2 separate regions of the Homo sapiens genome follow, and region 2 is linked to region 1. The links are chromatin loops, found by intact Hi-C in ENCODE. Cell type or tissue: CD4-positive, alpha-beta T cell. All regions are shown on one strand. Each heading gives the region's core, and the rest is flanking DNA. Links, peaks and the distances in the headings are about the cores only.

The links. A loop is a pair of places that touch in the nucleus more often than their neighbours do. Peaks named below come from ENCODE experiments on the same cell type or tissue, not always from the same donor. Only the 100,000 strongest peaks of a DNase experiment are listed, where the experiment ranks them.
Region 2: a loop joins it to region 1, with 5 times the contacts of the local background. A loop is called at or near these places in 4 of 110 quality-filtered maps.

Annotation. Positions count from the first base shown.
Region 1 is chr15:77,539,104-77,548,486 of GRCh38, reverse strand. No RefSeq gene overlaps it. Among named protein-coding and RNA genes, the nearest start is that of LINGO1, 89 kb to the left of the region's middle. RefSeq lists a silencer at 4,587-4,801 and an enhancer at 6,305-6,984. In CD4-positive, alpha-beta T cell, for the core only: CTCF peaks have their summits at 4,723 (motif pointing left) and 4,925 (motif pointing right); a DNase peak (open chromatin) is centred at 4,976; H3K4me3 peaks cover 1,056 bases.
Region 2 is chr15:76,185,374-76,194,756 of GRCh38, reverse strand. It overlaps TMEM266 (transmembrane protein 266), which reads right to left. Exons shown (of 11, transcript NM_152335.5): 9 at 2,600-2,789. Among named protein-coding and RNA genes, the nearest start is that of ETFA, 120 kb to the left of the region's middle. RefSeq lists an enhancer at 3,656-3,725 and a silencer at 4,507-4,660. In CD4-positive, alpha-beta T cell, for the core only: CTCF peaks have their summits at 3,611 and 3,816 (motif pointing left); a DNase peak (open chromatin) is centred at 3,806; H3K4me3 peaks cover 506 bases; H3K27me3 peaks cover 2,799 bases.

The DNA.
Region 1 (9,383 bases), core at 1,009-9,008:
CTCTCCTCTCCCGTCTGAGGGTGGAGGTTGTCAGGGTCCTGGGGCCGCAGTGCTGGGAGGAAGCTCCTGGGGCCAAGCAGGAAGCTGAGCAGGAAGTCCCCAGGCCGCCCGCTCTGCCTCTAGGCCCTCCCATGGCAGCAGCATCTTCCCTCCACCCCTTCTTCTGACCCTGCCCACCCCTCCCACCCTCAGGAAGAAGGTGCCCTCCTTCCTGAGCCCTGCCCCGCCTGGGTCTATGGGTGGAGGGGACTTAAGGGATAAGACCCCTAAGGAGACAAGCCCACCTTGCCCACACTGGCATACCTATCCGTGTACACACCTGGACTCACACTCATCGCAGAGCTCTGGGGTATAGGACGCACTCACGATTAGTCCTGATGTTCAGGGCTAGGCCTGGGGGAATGGTAGTCCCTGCCCTGCTCTTCCACACTGGAGCCCTGCCTGGTTCAAGCGCAAGTGACCAGTAAGCACAGTGCCTCGGCCTGACCTTGAAGACCTCTATCAAGTCTCTCGCCCACACCCACGCCTGGCATAGGCCCCCTCGGCCAGGCAGCCCCCTGGGCCCCCAAGCCTCAGTCACACCTCTGCTCACAACATTGCCTGGCACAGAAAAGCTTCAGGCCTCTCCAGTCCCACCCTTTCTGAGCCTCAAAGATATCTATAAGACAAGGATGAAAATTATGATAATGTTATATATTATCCTCTTGTAAGGATTATGTAATATGTGTAAAGTCCCCAGAGCAGGGCCTGGTACGCAGTAGGCACGCAATAAATGTATTTGTTATGAACACCCATCATCCCCCCCAACAGAGTCCATTTCACTCACATTCCCCCCAACACAGCACACACAGTGTGTGTTAGGACGATCTCTTCACAGACAGTATACCCCCTGAGAGCAGGAATGTGGAGTTTTCTCTCTGTGTCACCAGCGCCCAGCACAGAGTAGACAGCAATTAATTGCCCTCGAACTGTACTGGTCTCCCAGAGCCTGAATACTGGCCTCTCTGAGGTGTTGTGATCTTTACAGTGTCAGCCAAGCATGCATCAATAAGCAAAGTTATAGCAACACCCAACCCTAAGAGAGCACTCACCACATGCCAGGCACTAAGCACTTAATATAAGTGAACTCCCTAGGGGGTAAGTGCTATTATCACCCCCACTTTCAGATGAGGAAACTAAGGCACAGAGAGGTGAAGCAGCTTGCCCATGATCGCACAGCTGGGATGGGCAGAGTCAGGATTTGAATTCCAGGCAGTCTGGAACTCAGAGCTTGGAACTCCTAACCACCACCCTAGAACTCATTAAGGGAACTCTTCTGTCTATGCCCAGTATGTCACAGGATGCAGTGATACAGGGACAGCAGTATACCCAGGACAGTAAATAGCTCCATCTAAAGGCAATTGTGTCCTGAGGACCCAGACAGCTCAGTAGTAACTGATGAGCTTTTGCAAGCATGTGAAGCATCTGATGCCACAGTGATGACCACAAGGACACTGCCGCTGGCTCCTTTAGGGTGGTTTTGAATCTTTTTTTTTTCTTTTCTTTTCTTTTTTTTTTTTTAGACAGAGTCTCACTCTGTTGCCCAGGCTGGAGTTCAGTGGTGCAATCATGGCTCACTGCAACCTCCACCTCCTGGACACGAGCAATCCTCTCACTTCAGCCTCCTGAGTAAGTGGGACTAGAGGCGTGCACCACCATGCCTGGCTAATTTTTGTAGAGACAGGGTTTCACCATGTTGCCCAGGCTGGTCTTGAAATCCTGGGCTCAAGTCATCCACCTTCCTTGCCCTCCCAAAGTGCTGGACTTATAGGCGTGAGCCACTGTGCCCAGTGAGTCTTTTCTCAATGGTGCCACTGAAAGTTCCAGTGTTCACATGTATGCCATGAACCCCCAAAAAGCTGAGGATTCCTGGGCATGCACATTGGAAGTGCTTTCTCTATCTTGCCTTCAGTACTCCAGGCTTGCTTCCTTGGCACTACTAAGCTCCCTCTCCTTCATCCTTACCTCAGGGGAGAAAAGGGGAAATGGAAACAGGAAGGTGTTACCTAAGAGCCTCCAGCTGGGTAGTCCTGTTTCCTTGGACTGTGACAAGGATGAGGGCTCAGACTGTGAGCAGGATCAGGGCTCAGTCTATTAGTGAGGTTGGGATTCAGTTAGAGTCTCTGACCCTCAATCTCCACACTTCTTTCCTTGTTTGACAAGGCAGGGCATGTGGTCTGGCTCACAGATTTCACTGGCCAAATTAGGCATGAATCACCAGGGTCGAATGCAGTGCCTTCTGCTCTCCCACATCGTCCTGGCTGTCTTATCTGTAGCAGTGCTTCTGGGCATGCAGTCGCCGCCTAGCTCCTTGCATGCTGATGACCTCTACCCTGAATGGCAGGGCTACAAGCTGGCTGTAGCAATTTGAGGGAGTCACCTACCTTCCTTCTCCTTCTGAATGTCCCTGTAGGCACCTTGAACTCAACCCAACAGCCTGAACACTCCCTGGAAGCCTGCTTCTCCCTGACGTTGCCAGTTTCAGCCAAAGGCACTCAGAGGTCCAACTTGACAATGGGACATTGCCCTGGAACGTGCCCCTAGGAAATCAATCCCCAAAGCCTCCCCGTCCAGTGGATCACCCCCTGCTCCCCATTTCTTCAGCCACAGGCCTGAATGTTTTTCCGCTGAGACTTAGAACAGCCACCTCAGGGGTTCCTCTGTCTCCACCATCATCCTTTCCTGCCACACTACAGTAACAGTGGCCTTTCTAAAGTGTAAGTCTAACCATGTCACTCCCTGGCTGGACCTACATGCACTCAAGGGAGAGGGCTGAGCTAAGATAGTAATTTGGGATAGATCACTTTCCAACCACGAGAGAGGTGGGCTCACCAGGGGAGGGCGCGTCAAGTGAGAAGAAAGAGAAGAGGGCTTAAGCCAAACCCTGAGATTCTTCAGGGATGGGAGGGGAGCACCCAGTCCCAAGAGGGAGCAGGGAGGAGGAAACCCAGGAGCCAGTGCCACTGCAGGAAGGAGAGAAGCTGTCAGGTAGATCCATGCCCAGACCCCCTGAACAGAGCGCTCACTTTGTTCAGCAACTTAGAGGTTGCTGGTGACCTCAGTAAGAATCGTTTTATCTGGGAGACATAAAAAACAGAGGGCAGAGGCGTGGGGAGGAAGTCAGAGACGGGGGCAGTGAATGTACACAACTCTCAGTAATTGGGACTGGGGCCAAGGTGGGAAGGAAGATCACCTGAGGCCAGGAGTTTGTGATCAGCCTGGGCAACACAGCAAGACCCCATCTCTCCAAAAATTTTTAAAAAATAACCGGGCATGGTGGTGCACATCTGTGGTCCTAGCTACTGGGGAGGCTGAGGTGGGAGGATCACTTAAGCCCAGCAGTTCAAGGCTGCAGTGAGCTGTGATCCTGTCACCGTACTCCAGCCTGGGTAACAGAGGGAGACTCTGTCTCTGGAAAAATTAAAAAAAGAAGTGAGACTGGGACAGATCTGGCCATGGCAGAGGAGAGCCAGGGTCAAGGGAAGGTTTTATTTGGAATAAGAAGGAGCAGACCCACTCAGTCCTATATCCTTGGCCCAAGCCTGTCCTGCTCACTCTCACTACCCTACCCTTCTGGCTCTGGCTCCCAGAGATGCTACTTGCTCTTGAAAATTCTGGCTGGGGGAGGTGGGAGGGAGTGATATAGACAGACTGTCAGATTCAGAGTAGGGAGGCCCAGATACAGGGCATGGTCACCTAGATGTCAGCTGCAGATCCAGGGCAGGGGTGCTGGTATCCTGGGCCCTGCTCCCCCTCTCATTCCCCACCTTCATCGAGCTGGGGCCTTTCTTCATGGAGCTCTAAGAAGGAGAGGAGAGGCAGGAGGGAGCTGGAGGTGGGGTAGAGCACCAGGAGGCTCCGTAGGCATCTGGAGAAGTGAGGAGGGACAGAGAGGAAATATTAACTCAGTCAGGGAGCCGTCAAGGTCCAGAGTTGGGAGTCTGTGATAGTTCAGGTCCTAGGCCTGCCCCCACCTCGTCAAGTGATGCTAGGCTCTGTCCTATCATATCCGAGCCTCCGAGCCCAATCTGTGACCAGACAAGGCTAAACAAGCTGACCCCACTGGCCTTCCTGCCACGTCTTCCTGAGAGGTGAGAAGCAAGGGTCAGTCTGTGCTGCTCTGGATGGGAGTGGAGCTGGGAGCCAGGGCAGGGCAGGGCAGGGGATGACAGGCACCACTGCGCCATGTTCCAGCCCTTCTATCTGTGTGGAGGACACGGCTGTGAAATGTAAGTAAAACCCAAGTCTAATTTCCTCGGTCAGAAGGAGGAGGCACTGCAGCATTTTCAAACCCTAATTAAACCCGCTCGGGCGGTGTAACACCAAAATCAGTTCCAAGATCAATATTGCTATTCATTTAGAAGTGTAACGAGGTTAGAGAGGTGAGCAAAGGAAATAATTAACTCATTTGCAGCCTTTTTAAACAGAAACAGTCGTTTTAATCTCCAGGGTAATTAGCTATGCTCTGTCCATCAATCATGACCTCAGCCATTATTTTAAGTATTTGATTAATCAAGGAGGAAAGGGGTTAAGCCACCCCTCCAAGCCCCCAACATTGGCCCACGTATTGGGGATGACCCCTGGGCAGGCACTAGAAACACTTCTCCGGGCGGGGGGCAGTCTAGGCCAGCATTGAGAGTGGCCAGCAGGGAAGGGCTACAGCACAGAGGGTGTCCCAGGTGAGACACGTGGGCAGGTGGGGAACAGCTCCCTCTCCTGGCTGGTCTCCTGCGAGAGGACAAGCCCTCCCTGGGCATGGAAGTGCTGGGGCCCTGGAGCCCCAGGTCCTGGTCCATGTACCGCGCCTGGCTTGCTGAGTGACCTCAACAAGTCCCTGCTACCATTTCTGTCCGTCCTAGGTGGAGACGGAAGCCCATGGAATTAATCCGGAGCTCACGGGTTCTAAGTGCCCAGGGGCCTCCGGCCACTGGAGGGCAGCAGAGCCCCAGGGACCCCTGAGCCCGTGGGCTGGGCTTGCCAGAAGCGGGCGGCGGCTGCGCGGGAGCTGCTGCCTTGGGAAGCCTGGGTTCTGGCGGATCCGATGGGAAAGTCCGGTCTGGCTGCCATCTCCAAGGCCTCACGGCAGCCGGAGGGGTGGGTAGCCCCGATAAGTGTCCTCATTTGGCAGACGAGAACCAAAGCTTCGGGGAGTGCCAGGACCTCCCCGTCCGGGCCCCCACACCCCAGTTCCTGAGGCTCATTCCTGAAACCTGGAGGGGACGCCCCCGGAGATGAGGAGGGCAGAGCTGCCCGGACTGGCCTCTGTCTTGTTCTGACAGCCCGGGCGTGGCCACCCTTCTCAGCCAAAAGGGGATCCTGGGGGAAGCCAAGGCCCAGACATGGGGCCTCAGATGGGGGAAACTGAGGCCCAGAGAGAGGCAGGGCTGTGCTGATGTTCTCATTAGTATTTGTTAGCAAATGTGGGGCACAGAGTCACTGCCTCAAGGTCCTTATGATGCACTCGGGAAAACCGTGTGCAGATGGTGACCAGGCCGTGGGTGAGAGAGCTCTAGGAGGCAAGCCCGGGGTGGGGAGCCCCGCGGGGCAGTGGGCACAGCCCAGGCAGTCCAGGGAAGCCTCCTGAAGGAGGGGGCCTCTGAGCTGACTCAGAATGAAAGGTGGAGAAGTGTATTCCTGACAGGGAGGAACTGGTGCAGGGCACGAAGGAGTGGGAGTCGGTTGAATGAGTCGTGAATTGGGCATGGCTGGCCCACAGGCCCTGCAGGAGAGCAGGAAGGTGACAGGAGCCTAGGATATGGAGGGGGATCCAGGAGTGTGAGCGGAGGCTCTGGAAGGGATGCGTGAGGGCGGCTAGGGTTCATGTGGCCTGCCCTGCTGAGCCCGTTTCTGTCCACTCTAAACAGCTGTGCTGGGCGTTGGACCTGCCCTATGGTGCTTGATGTCGCTGGACCCGGGACCACCTCTTAGTGCTGTCCTCCTCTCTAGAGCCCAGATGAAAAATGACGAGTCCTTGGGAGGGCAGGGGTTGGGGAGCAAGTGTTCCTAAAGGTTCTGGGAATTCAGGGGTTGGGGAAAAGGAGACAGCCAGGATAGACATAGGCCGAGCCCACATCGACCTTCCTTCCAAGACAGCCCCTCACTGCCCTGTGCCATGCCAGTGCCAGCACCATCATCACTGGAAAGGCCTCTCCTTGCATGCCTTTGGCTTTGGGGAGCTCACCACCTCAAACAGCTCTAATGGGGAGAAATTTTCTTCAGCTGCTGTCTCTTGTCTCTCTACAGTCCCTGGCTCTTTGCCTGGGGTACCCTGAGAGCCCTGCCTCAGAGTCTTCTGGGACATCGCTGGGGTGCCCAAGACTGCAGTAGTCAGTCCCATGGGCAGGCAGGGAGTACTGACTGTCATCATCAGCCAACGAGCAACCAGAAAGGCCAGGGGACTTGGCTGGCTGGCCTAGCTGGCATCGGATTTGGGGGGAGTCTTCCAGCCCCAGGCACTGTCTCGGCAGACTGGGGGAGGGCAGGAAGGATGGGAATATGGAAGCAGAAGAAGGAGGAGAAAAAGAAGGGAAGGAGGAGGAAGGAGGACCAGGATCTGGCCTGGAGCTCGGTTGCCAGGGGCAACAGCATTGCATTCTGAGGAGGAACCAGATGCTGAGGAGGGCGGCAGGAGGAGGGGAGCTGGGGTCCAGGCAGCAGATCCAAGGCTCCTAGGGCTTGGGGGCGGGGGTACCCATTTGGCAAGAACCCCAGGAGTCCCAAGTGTGTGTGGAGCCCTGGTGAGAGCTCCTTAGTGGCTATTCTGACCCCAGGGCTCAGAGGCAGACATGTGGAGTGGGAGGAAGGCGGGGAGGGCTGGGCCAGCCACATTTGTAAGCTCCCCACAGCCGCTCTCCAGGCTACAATTTGTCTAGGACTCCAGAGCGAAAGCAGTTGTGAGGCTGGGACCGGGGCAGGGCTGGGGAGGAATGCTTAATCCAGCCAGCGCTGGGGGCCACACCCGGGCCTGCTGGGGCACTGGCCTGCCCTCCCCTCCTGCTGCCTCAGTCCAGGGGAGGAACAGGAAAAGTGCACACTGAAGGCTGGAGTCCTCTAAGGCCGTGGGCACTCCCCAGCCCCTCTCAGCTTCATTTTCTGTGTCTATAAAATGGCGCAAAAAAACCTTGCTCTTGGACACGTTTATCAGCAGTTGTCTACGTGCAATGTCGGGGGCGGGGGCGCTTGTTAAGACAATAAGAAATAAAGGAGAAAAACGTGATCAAAGGAAGTCACATTCACCTTGCATTTAGCGGGGGATTTGTACCCCTCTTTTCCAGGCCAGCAAACCAAGGCTCAGAGAGAGCTGGGTATTGAAAGTGCTGGGAACTAAGCATACCCTGTAAGACTCCAAAGCCCTCCCCACCTCTTGTTGCTCCCACCAGGACCTCCCTGATGTTGCCCTTGGAGTAACCCCCAGGCCAGAACTAGGTGTCATTTTCAAGCCTCCTCCCCAAATGTCCCCGCAACCCCTCCCTGGTTTCCTAGCATCAACCTCCATTCAACCTCCTCAACCTCCTCTGCCCCTAACCTGACAACAGGGGTAAAACTCACCCCTTGCCCGAGCAATTGAGGCTCCATCCCACCAGCCAGTTAGCTCCCTGTCCCTGCCACACAGCCACAGCCTAGCCAGTTCCCTTTCTGCCTGCAACTACCATTGTTGTGCAAGAAACCACCCCAAAATATAGTGGCACAAAACACTGACCATTTTCTTCTGTTCATGGAGTCTGCGGGTCAGGCATCGGACAGGGCACAGAAGAGGCGGTTTGTATCTGTTTTGTGATATCTGGGGCCTCACACAGCAGGCACCAGTGGCTGATGGGGGCTCGATGTCTGGGGTCTGGAACCATTCAGAGGCTTTTCACTCACGCGTGAACACGTGGTGGATGCTGACTGTGGGCTGGGAGCTAGGCTGGGGCTGTCCCCCAGAACACCTGCATGGACCCATTCATCAGGCCCGGGCTTCCTCATGGCATAGCAGCCTCTGTCCTAGGAGGACATCTTACCTGGTGGCTCAGGGATCCAAGGGTGAGCGTCTCAGCACGTAAGGTAGAAGCTGTGTTGCATTTTATGACACTCTTGGAAGCCCCAGAGTGCCACTTCTGCCATACTCTATTGGTCGAAGCAGTCACAAGCCCACCCACGTGTTTTTGTTTTTTGTTTTTGAGACGGAGTCTCGCTCTGTTGCCCAGGCTGGAGTGCAGTGACTCGATCTTGGCTCACTGCAAGCTCTGCCTCCTGGGTTCACGCCATTCTCCTGCCTCAGCCTCCCGAGTAGCTGGGACTACAGGCGCCCGCCACCACGCCCGGCTAATTTTTCGTATTTTTAGTAGAGACGGGGTTTCACCATGTGTTAGGCAAGATGGTCTCGATCTCCTGACCTCGTGATCCACCCACCTTGGCCTCCCAAAGTGCTGGGGTTACAGGCGTGAGCCACCGCGCCCGGCCCCGCCCATGTTTTAAGAGGGGGAGCACAGGCGTACATCTTCAGGAGATGAGGGGCCAGAAAGGCCAGAAGACCCTGTCTCTAGCACCCCCTACAGTCAATTCACTGTAGAAGGGCCTGCGGGATAGGGGAGATTGTTGGAGCCATCTTCAAAGTGCAAGCTGCCTTGTGGCTCCTCACCATGGCTGTGATGAAAGCCGCCCCCATTCCCTTCCTTTCCCAGCCCTGCCCCTCAGTACCAAGACACTGTCCCCTGCAGGAAACTTGCCTGGATTGAAAGCTATAGCTCCCACACCTCAGGGGACGGAATCACAACCACAGCCATGACGCGTCCAGGGAACATCTGGCCTCCCTCACTCTTCTCCAGAAATCTGGCCTACCCAGCTCCTTCTGCTCTCTTGGCCACTGACTCATCTGTGCTTCCCAGGGCTCCAGTACTGTCTTACGGAGGACTCTCCTGAGACCTCAGCCCCTTGCAGGACCTGCACCCCTATCTATTCACTGATGATCACCCAGTCAGTGGTTTCAGCCTAAACTTTTCCTAAAGGATCAGGTGCCCTCACCTACCTGCCAGGTGCAGAGGTCTCCCTCTTCCCTTGCACTCAGCACAGCCTGAGCCCAAAGGGCAGCCCCAGCCACCCTGGCACTGAAGCCAGAAGCCCCTCTCTCTAGTGCCCCCTACACAGGCACTTCATCTCCAGGCCCTCCCAGCTAAACTCCCAGGTCAGGTCCCTCCTCTCACCTGGCTCTCACCTGGCTCTCACCTGGCTGCTGGCAATTGCCCCTTCCCTGCGGAGTCCCTTCTCCAAGCAAGCTTTTCTAACATGAAACCCGACCTTGACCTTGCCACTCCCAGCTGAAACCCTTCCAAAGGCTCCCCAAATGTTCAGGACAAAATCCCAGC
Region 2 (9,383 bases), core at 484-8,483, 1.4 Mb after region 1:
GCATAGAGAGGACGCCATGTGCAGATGAAGGCAGAGCAGGGTGATGCTACTGTAAGCCATGGATGCCAAGGATTGCCAGCCGCCACCAGGAGCCAGAGGGAGGCGTGGGACAGATTCTCACTCCCAGCCCCCAGAGGGAAGCAACCGTGCCCAACCTTGATCTCAGGTTCCAGCCCCCAGCACTGTGAGACAATACACTTCTCTAGTTTGTGCTAGCCAGTCTGTGGCATTTTGTTATGGTAGTCCTAGCAAACTAATCCACCAGCCTAAGGGGCGTGGGCTTTCTCCTGAGGGACACAGGGAACCAGGAAAGGTGGAAGTCGGGGAGTGGCATGAAAGATTTTGGAACAATCACGGTATGGTGGGGGAGGGGAGACTGCAGAGGGCAGGGAGCTGGGCAAGGTCCAGACATAACAAAGGCTGAACGATGAAGATGAAGAAGGGGGCTGTTTCAACTAATCAGGAATTGGCGATGGGTTGTGAATCAGGACCTACCAAGCCCTGGAGTAAAGGCAGGAATCAAACAAGCTACAGCTGGACGCTGATGATTGTGAAGTTCTGCACGAGGCTACAAAAAGCCTGTTGCCCAAGGCTGGGCTGCTGGGACACGTGGCTCAGCTGAGCTGTGTGGGGAGCACGTGAGGCTGGGTCAGCTATGAGCTCAGCCAAGTGGTCCCCACAAACTCAGGAGCCTACTGGCTGCATCGTGGGGACCTGGGTCCAGAAAAAAAAAAGCAGTAGTGGCCACCTCAACATTCTGCCCTGGGCTTGCAGCGCCCCAGTAATTGCATTCAGTTGTGGATATTACTCTGAGAGGGACCAAAACGCTGGAGAGCTCTGGGAGGAGGCAGTACATCAAGAACTTGGAGAGCACGTCCCCGAAGATTGGCTGTGGGAATGCAGGTGATGGTCCCTGGAGGAGAAACAATCTCTAAACAGTCTCAGCTGGGATGGCACTGCCTGTGCGTGAAACCCACAGCTGGTGGGGAGGCAGGGGCAGGGGACCAGGCCTCAGTGCAGTCTGAGGAAGAATCTTCTTACAGGCAGAGCCATGTGGAGGTGGGGTGGGTTCCCCAGGGAGGTATGAAGCACTTAGAGGAGGGCGAGCTGAGGCTGCATGGCTCATGGCAGAGAGTTATAGAGGGGATTCTCACATCAGCTGAAGGGCTGGACCCAGAAATCCCCTCTAGCCCCCAAATCCTATGTTTCTAAGATCTGAAGATCTCTCAAAAGAGTGGCTGGACACAGTGGCTCATGCCTATAAACCTAGCACTTTCCATGGCTGAGGCAGGAGGATCCACTTGAGGCCAAGACTTTGAGACCAGCCTGGGCAACATAGCAAGACCCCACCTCTACAAAAATAAAAACATTAATTGGGTGAGATGGTGTACACCTATGATCCCAGCTACTCAGGAGGCTGAGGTGGGAGGATCACTTGAGCCCAGGAGTCTGAGGTGGCAGTGAACTATTATGATACCACTGCACTCCAGGAGTGAGACCCTGTCTCCAAAAAAAAAGCAACCATTCGTTTCCCAAAAGCTGTTTGCAGTGTTGCAGTGCCTTACAGCCCTCAGAGCTTTCTCACACCCATCGGTTCCTCGTAAGTCCTGTGAGGCAGACAGAGCTGGAGTTAAGAGTCCATTTTACAGAAGGGAACACTGAAGCCTCCAGTCATGGAGCTGAGGAGTGGCAGAGGCTGGAGCTCAGGCCTCTTGCCTCCCCAGCTGCTCAGCCTGCCCGGCTGCGTCCTCACTGCCCTGCAGGGGACACGGCATGCCAAGGCAGAGTGGCTCCTGGATGAAGCTGGGGTTTTGGGTCCCACAGCCCGAGTTCCCAGCCCAGTACCACCATTTCCTGGCTTGGGTGGCCCCGTGCAATTCCCGAAACCTCTGAGCCTCGCAGCAGCCCTGTGAGGAAGCCTCAGTACTGCTCCTACTTGACAGCTGGCAAAACTAAGGCCCCAAGAGAGTCCCATCACATAACTGGCTGACAGAAGAGTTGGGATTTGAATCTCGAAATAACTCCCTTCCATACAGGACCCTACCCTGGGCTATCGCTCGTGTTCCCATCTCCACCAACATCACCGTCTCGTGAATTCTCACCGTCTGCAAGGCTCAAGCTCTGGGCTACTGTGGCCCCGGGCCTGGACTTGTTTGGGCCCCAGTAGGTGGTAGTCCAGTAGGAAGCCCCAGACCTCTGTCTGGAAGCCTGGCTCTGCCACTTATTAGCGATGCGCCTTTGGACGGCTTTCCTGGGTCTCGGTTTCTTCAGCCATACAACAGAAAAGTCACACCTCCTCCTCCGGCTACCGCGAGGACAGGGAAGACACCACACACAACGCACGCCAGTGGCCACAGGCATGAAATGGGGACGAGTCATTTCTAGTTTGGGTCGGTGGCTGGACTACATGCTCTCTCCTGGGCTCTGACAGGCAGTACCGAGGCTACTGATCTGAGCGTGTCCCCCAATCACGAGTGAAGGAGGGGCACACACCTGAAAGGAACCCCATCCACTCTGCGCACAGTCCCGGGGCGCGAGAGGGAGGCGAGGGGGATCCCCGGCCGTGACACTCTGGGGCCGGGTGGAGACCCGGGCTTACCTTGCGAGGGCTGCAGCTCCTCCACGACGCTCTCGGCCGCCGTCTCCTCGTCCCACGTGCCGGCCTCCAACACTTTGAAGCGGCTGCGCGGCTGGCTGAGCACGTGCGGGGCCTGGAGCGCCGCTTCGCGCTCGGCAGCCAGGTCCAGGTCCTGCTGCGCCAGGTGCGCGCGCAGCTGCCGGATCTCAAACTGCGGAGGGAGACGGGCAAGGCTGAATCAGCGGCGAGGGGCCGGCGGGGGCCTCCAGCCTGACCTCTGGGCGCTTTGCTCCTGCATGGGGGCGGGGTGGGGAGGACTGGGCTGAGCCTCCCGCAGCTGGATGATTCCTTAGGAATCTCCCAGCATCGCGGTTCGCAAGAGCTTCTTACGGTTGCGGAGCCTTTTCCAACCTGTGCGATCCTGCGTCTCAGGTGCCTTGCAGTCTGGCCCCCATCTCACGGATGCCCGGGAGAGGAAACACAACGTGTTTCCTTTGTGGAAAGGCCACTGGACGGGGAGTCAGGAGCCCTGGGTGCAAATTCAGTTCTAGCTCTTCGCCCAGATGTGTGACCCCAAGGGGTGCTCGACAACATGAAAGCCTCTTTCAGAACAGGAAACCTCAGGACACCCAGGGCCCCCGTCCCAGCCTGGGGGACCCCATCCTGGCGTCACTGCCCGCTGGTCTGAACACTGGCTCGTTTTCTCCACGAGGAGGCACCCAGGACCAGACCGATTCAGTCCAAGCCGTGTGGCTTCCTGGCCCTGTGGCCTTGAGCAAGTCCCGTCACCTCTCCAGCCTAAGTTTCCTTTTCTGTAAAATGGGGTTTTCACCTCTTTGAGGACTTGGGTTGCTTCCTCTTAAGGGCTTTCTCCCAGATGGCGTGGCAGCCTATTTGAATTTCCTGCATTGCACTTATCACCTTCTGATATTATTGTGTATTTAATGTTTTGTTGATTTTACTTTTACGAAGGTAAAGCACACTCACAGCTGAAAGCATTCATGAACAATAGGGTGGCCAGGCAGCAACCTGGCCTTGTAAAAGCTGCACACATTTTAATTTTGTTTTACTTTCTGTTGGGGAAAGCTTCTTGGAAAGGCTTCCAGATACCTCTTGGGTTTGTGGGTGAGATGGCTGTTCACGCGCCAAGGCCTTCATGGGACATCTGGGCCAACGAGGAGTTTAGGTCTGACACTGCAGGTCCCGGCCGCGGGCTCGCGGGAAGGAGAGCCTTCACCGCCACCTAGTGTTCCCCGCACGCCTCGCACCGCTTCTAAACGGAGCGAGTCGGGAGGGCGGACAGAGAAATACCACGCCCGGGCGCCCTGCCTAAGAGGTCACCTACTTACCAATGCCGCGCAAATGCACCTCGCCAGCCCTGACCCCTCAAACTGGGGTGTCAGACTCTCATCGCCAATGCCTCCACGACAGTATCACTTTCACAGGAGTTGCAAAATCAATCTGGTCAAAGCAGGACTCCTCACTGTCTCTCCAAACCTGTTCCTCAAGTGTTTTTATCTCATTTTAGCTGGAGCCAAAAATGCAATCACCTTCCTTGCTTCCTCCCTTTCCCCCACCCCAACATCCCATCCATCCCCCAAGTCCAGCAGCTGTCCCGCCTCCCTCCACCTCCACTGCCAGCTCTGGCCCCTACAGCCGTGGCTTCTGTGTCCCTCTGCCATCACTCCAACAGGACTCAGGGGGACTCTCCCACACCCAGGTCAGATCATGACACTCCTGTCCATAAACCTCGATGGTTCGCCACCCCACCTGGGAGACAGCCCGAGCTCCTTAGCTTTGGCTTACAAAGCACGTGCACCATCTGGCCCTGCCCACCTGACCAACTTGTCTCATCCTCTCTCCCGTGACCTGACCCCAAGACGCAATCCTTCTTCTGGTTCTGTAAAGATACCAAGCATGCGCTGGTCTCAGGGCCGCGTTCTCAGCTGCTTCCTCTGTCCCAGATCACACGGTGGCCCCCCTCAGAGGGGCCTTCCCTGACCCACCACCTAGGGCAGCCCCCCAGGCACTCAGTTGCATCAGCCTATCTGAATTCTCTGCATTGAACTTATCACCTTCTGATATTATTGTGTATTTATTTTAATATTTTGTTGATTTTACTTTTATGAACGTAAAACACATACAACTAAAAGCATTCACCAACAACAGGGTGGCCAGGCAGCAACCTGGCACTGGACAGCCTCCCAATGTCAGTGTCTATAGGTTCGGTCTCTGGGACTGCAGGTTTTCAGCTTCCTGCCTGAGGCTATAATTTTGGTTGCCTCTGTGCTGGGAGTAGGGCAGGGGAATAGGGCAGAGGGTCCCACTTTTAGGGGGAAAGATTTTCATTTAATCCTCATTTTCAGCCCTCCACCTTTCCCCAGGTCCCTGCCTAACCCAGTGCCCACATGCAGAGCCCCCTGGTTCATTTTCTCCCAAGGACAAACCCCTTGACTCTTGCAGGGTGGGGGAGCTCAGTCTCCTGGCCATGCAGGATTTGGGAGGGTGTCTTGGGATCTCAAATATTATGCATGCAGACCTTTAGCCACCCCCACCCAGTGTCAGCTTCACACTACACCCCCTTCCTCCCAGACTCTCAGGGGTTCCGAGGGGAAAAGTACCCCATTTCCCTCACTGTCCTCCTCTGTGAGCACTTTAGTGACACATGCCCCACTCTGTTCAATCAGTTGCCACTTTCTTGTCTAGTCTTCATTTCCCCGCAATTCACTAAAACCTCTTTCCTCTTTGTCCTGATGGACAAGACTTAAAGAGGCCTTCCTTCCTTCCCTCCTTCTTTCCTTCCTTCCTTCCTTCCTCCCTCCCTCCCCTCCTTCTTTCTCTGCTCCCTCTTTCTTTTTTTGAGACAAGATTGTCACGATGGACAGAGACCTACCCTTCCTTCCTCCCTTCCTCCCTTCCTTACTTCCCTCCTTCCCTTCCTCCCTCTCTCCTTTCTCTTTCTCTGTCTTTTTCTTTCTTTCTTTTCTGAGACAAGGTTTTACTCTGTCTGCCACACTAAAGTGCAGTGGCATGATCATAGCTCACTGCAGCCTTGTACTCATGGGTTCAAGTGATCCTCCCACCTCAGCCTCCTGAGTAACTGGGACGACAGGCACATGCCCGGCTAATTTTTTTATTCTTATATTTTGTAGGGACAAGATATATTTTGTAGGGTCTTGCCATGTTGCCCAGACTGGTCTCAAACTTCTGGACTCAAGCAATCCTCCACCTTCCTCAGCCTCCCAAAGTGCTAGGATTACAGGTGTGAGCCACTGTACTTGTCCAAGAGATAGTTTCTTAATTCTTATGCATTTATGATTTTGTTCTTTACTATCATTCCATTGGGGTTTGGGGAAGGAAATCAGATAAATATTTGTGATCATGCTTGATATGGTTTGGCTGTGTCCCCACCCAAATCTCATCTCGAATTGTAGTTCCCATAATCCCCATTTGTCGTGGGAGGGACCCAGTGGGAGGTGATTGAATCTTGGGGGTGGTTACTCCCATGCTTTCTCATGATAGTGAGTGAATTCTCACAAGATCTGATGGTTTAGTTTTTGTTTGTTCGTTTGTTTTTCAGACAGAGTCTTGCTCCGTCACCCGGGCTGGAGTAAATGGCATCATCTCGGCTCACTGAAACCTCTGTCTCGTGGGTTCAAGTGATTCTCCTGCCTCAGCCTCCCAAGTAGCTGGGACTACAGGCATGTGCCACCACGCCCAGCTAATTTTTGTATTTTTAGTAGAGACAGGGTTTCACCGTGTTGGCCAGGCTGGTCTCGAACTCCTGACCTCATGATCTGCCTGCCTCAATCTGATGGCTTTATAAGGGGCTTTTCCCCCTTTTGCTTGACACTTCTCCTTGCTGCTGCCATGTGAAGAAGGACGTGTTTGCTTCCCCTTCTGCCATGATTGTGAGTTTCCTGAGGCCTCCCCAGCTATGCAGAACTGTGACTCAATTAAACCTCTTTCCTTTATAAATTACCCAGTCTTGGGTATGTCTTTATTAGCAGCGTGAAAACAAACCACCATTTTTAAAGGATTATCAGTTACCTCTTGTTCAGCCCCTAGTGGTGTTCCAGTGGGGCGGGGTGGGGGGGGAAGGCATACTCCTAGCATGGCTGATTTCAAGCTACCAACAAGACGCCCTGGGGGAAATGTGCACAATGGGTTCTCGTGAGCAAGTGAGAGCTCCAGCACACCCCTGCCACCCTCCACCCCCAGGAGAATATCATCTGCGAACCAACAGGGGTCTTATCTGTTGTGTTGCCTGGTATGCAAGAAGCACTCAATAAACGTTGCTGAATACATGAACAAATCAATGCAGGAAACCAGTTAGCCTGTTCAACTCCCTGGCTTCAGACTGGGCCCTAAATCCAACCACCAATTGAGCTGCACCCCTGTCCCAAAGTTAAGACAAAGACTGAGGCCTCATGCTGGCTATGCAATGAGCCCTGACCCTGATCACACACTGAGCCCGATGCTGGTCACAGACTCAGCCCTAACTTTGGGCTCACACTGGGCTCAGACACTGAACCTCAACAACCCAGCACTTAAAACACTCAAAGGTGGCTGGAGGGCTCACAGAGTGAGAAAGCGAGGCTAGCTCATTATAGGGCAGCCTTTTTGTGCAGGATGACAGGGTGCAAGCCAACCCTCTGGCAGCAAGGTCTCAGAGGCGACTGAAGGCCCATAAGGCAACCCTCCCAAGCTCTGCTGGGGGAGCCCCTCCTGCCCTGCTGATCTGAACCTCCCATGGGCACACCCAGCCCACTTTCTCCAAGGCCACTCATCGAGGCCTGCAGGCCAGCTAATGGCTTCCTGGCTGCTCTGAAGGGATGCATTATTGATGGCTTGTAATTGATATGGAGCTGCCCAAGAATGTCCCGCTGGAATTCAGGCCAAGACAGCCAGAGGTCAGGGCTTGCCCAGCCCCAGGCCCACATGTGCAGACGTAGGCACATACACAGAAGCAAGTTTCAGCTAAAGAGATGAACTCCAAGTGTGTGGCAGTTCTCACATTCATTCATTCATTCAGTAGGAAGTCAAGTAAACCATGGTGGGGCAATGTTAACCTTCTGTTACAGGTTTTGGAATGAAAATGCCTTTCTCAGCTTGCAGGTAAAACCTGGATAGCCCCAACAAGGCGGGCTGTCAGCTGCATTGCAGGGAACAAGTCGCCTCCGAGAGCCAAGCACAGCCCTGGGCTGGTACTTATGGCAGGGGAGGCATAGTGTGTACAAGGGCCAGAGGGCCAGAAGGTAAGGGGCTGGGGAGCTCAGCTGGGGCCCCACCAGGCAGAGCCTGGAGCCACAGTAAGATGTTTTAAAGAACAACAAGAAACCACTGGAATCCTCCAAACAGAAGGGTGGAGTGGTGGGAGTGGTGGTACACAGTGATCCAGATGGGCATTTTGAAAGGACCATGCTGACCGCAGAATGGAGAACAGATTGGATGGGGCCAGAGTGGATATAGGAATGCCAGGTGGGAGGCTACTGCAGCAGTCCATGCCAGAGACAAGTAGGTAGGGACGAAGGTGGAGAGAGAGATAAGAGGAGGGATAAGAGAATTACCTCGGAGGTGCGATATCAGCACATGGCATGGACTGGAATGGCGGTGAGGGAGAGGACAACCTGCTTAGGGGACAGATTTTGGCAAGCTTCACACCCAGAGGGTGTGGGGTGACTGGAAGCTGTCCATCTTGCCCTGAGAAGGAATGACTGACTCCTCAGAGGGGAAGCACACATGGGCAAAATGGCTGTTGGCCCAGTCACAGGCTGGGACAGCCCAGGGGAACTTCAGGAGGTGCTAGCGGGACCCTCAGAGCTGGGCTCCTGGCTCCTCCTATGCTTATCATGGCCACATGTGCCTCCACAGTGTTTCCCAGGGGCCCTAGGACATTGGGGCCTCATGAGTCAGATGGGGAACTGAGGCCCGGAGGTGGGAAGGAGCCTCCTGTGCTGGGAGGGAGGATGGGGGAAAGGCCAGGACCACATGGTGCTTCAGAAGCAAAGCAGGGGCCACAGCCCACGCCCCTGGCTTCTAGCCCCCAAGACCTTGAGCCAGGGAACTTGCAGCCTTATAAGCAAGATGGAAGTGACTCAGCCCAACAGAATCCAGGGCAGCTTGATGGTAGCAGGGGCCAGGAGAACAGAAAGTCACCAGAGGGAAAAGCAGGGGCTGGAGGCTGAGCTCTTGGCCCATCACCCCTCCCTTGCCCTGACTTTGGGTGAGCCTCTTTTCTTCCCCGGGCCTTGGTTTCACTGTGTGTCCAATAAGGCAAATGGACTCACTGAATTCCAAGTCAATGACGAGCTCTGTACCAGCTCCAGGACCCCACCTGGAGGGAATGAAGTGTAAGTGCAGTTAAGGCTTGCTGCTGTCTTGAGGGCCATCCTCTACTCCCTGCCAAAATGCCCCGTTCCCAGAGAACCATCTCTTCAGAGAAGGATAACAGAATCCACAGCCTCTAAAATGCATCATCAATGATGTGTAGCACACCATGAGAATCATTCATCATGCAAGTAAGCAGAAAAACATGTGGTTATCAAGCCATAAAACAGTTAATAGAAGCTGACCTGGGTAAATATTTGAGTGAACAAACAAGGACTTCAAAATAACTACAATTAATATGTGAACAAAAATAGGGGAGAAAGACAGACAAAATGAGCGTAGTGTTTCAGCAGAGAGTTAGACTCTATAAAAAGAATCAAATCAAACTTTTAGAATCTTGATATACAGTATCTGAAATTGAGTAGTTGGTTGGATGGGTTTAACAGGAGATTGGACGTAGTAGGGTTGTTGAAGA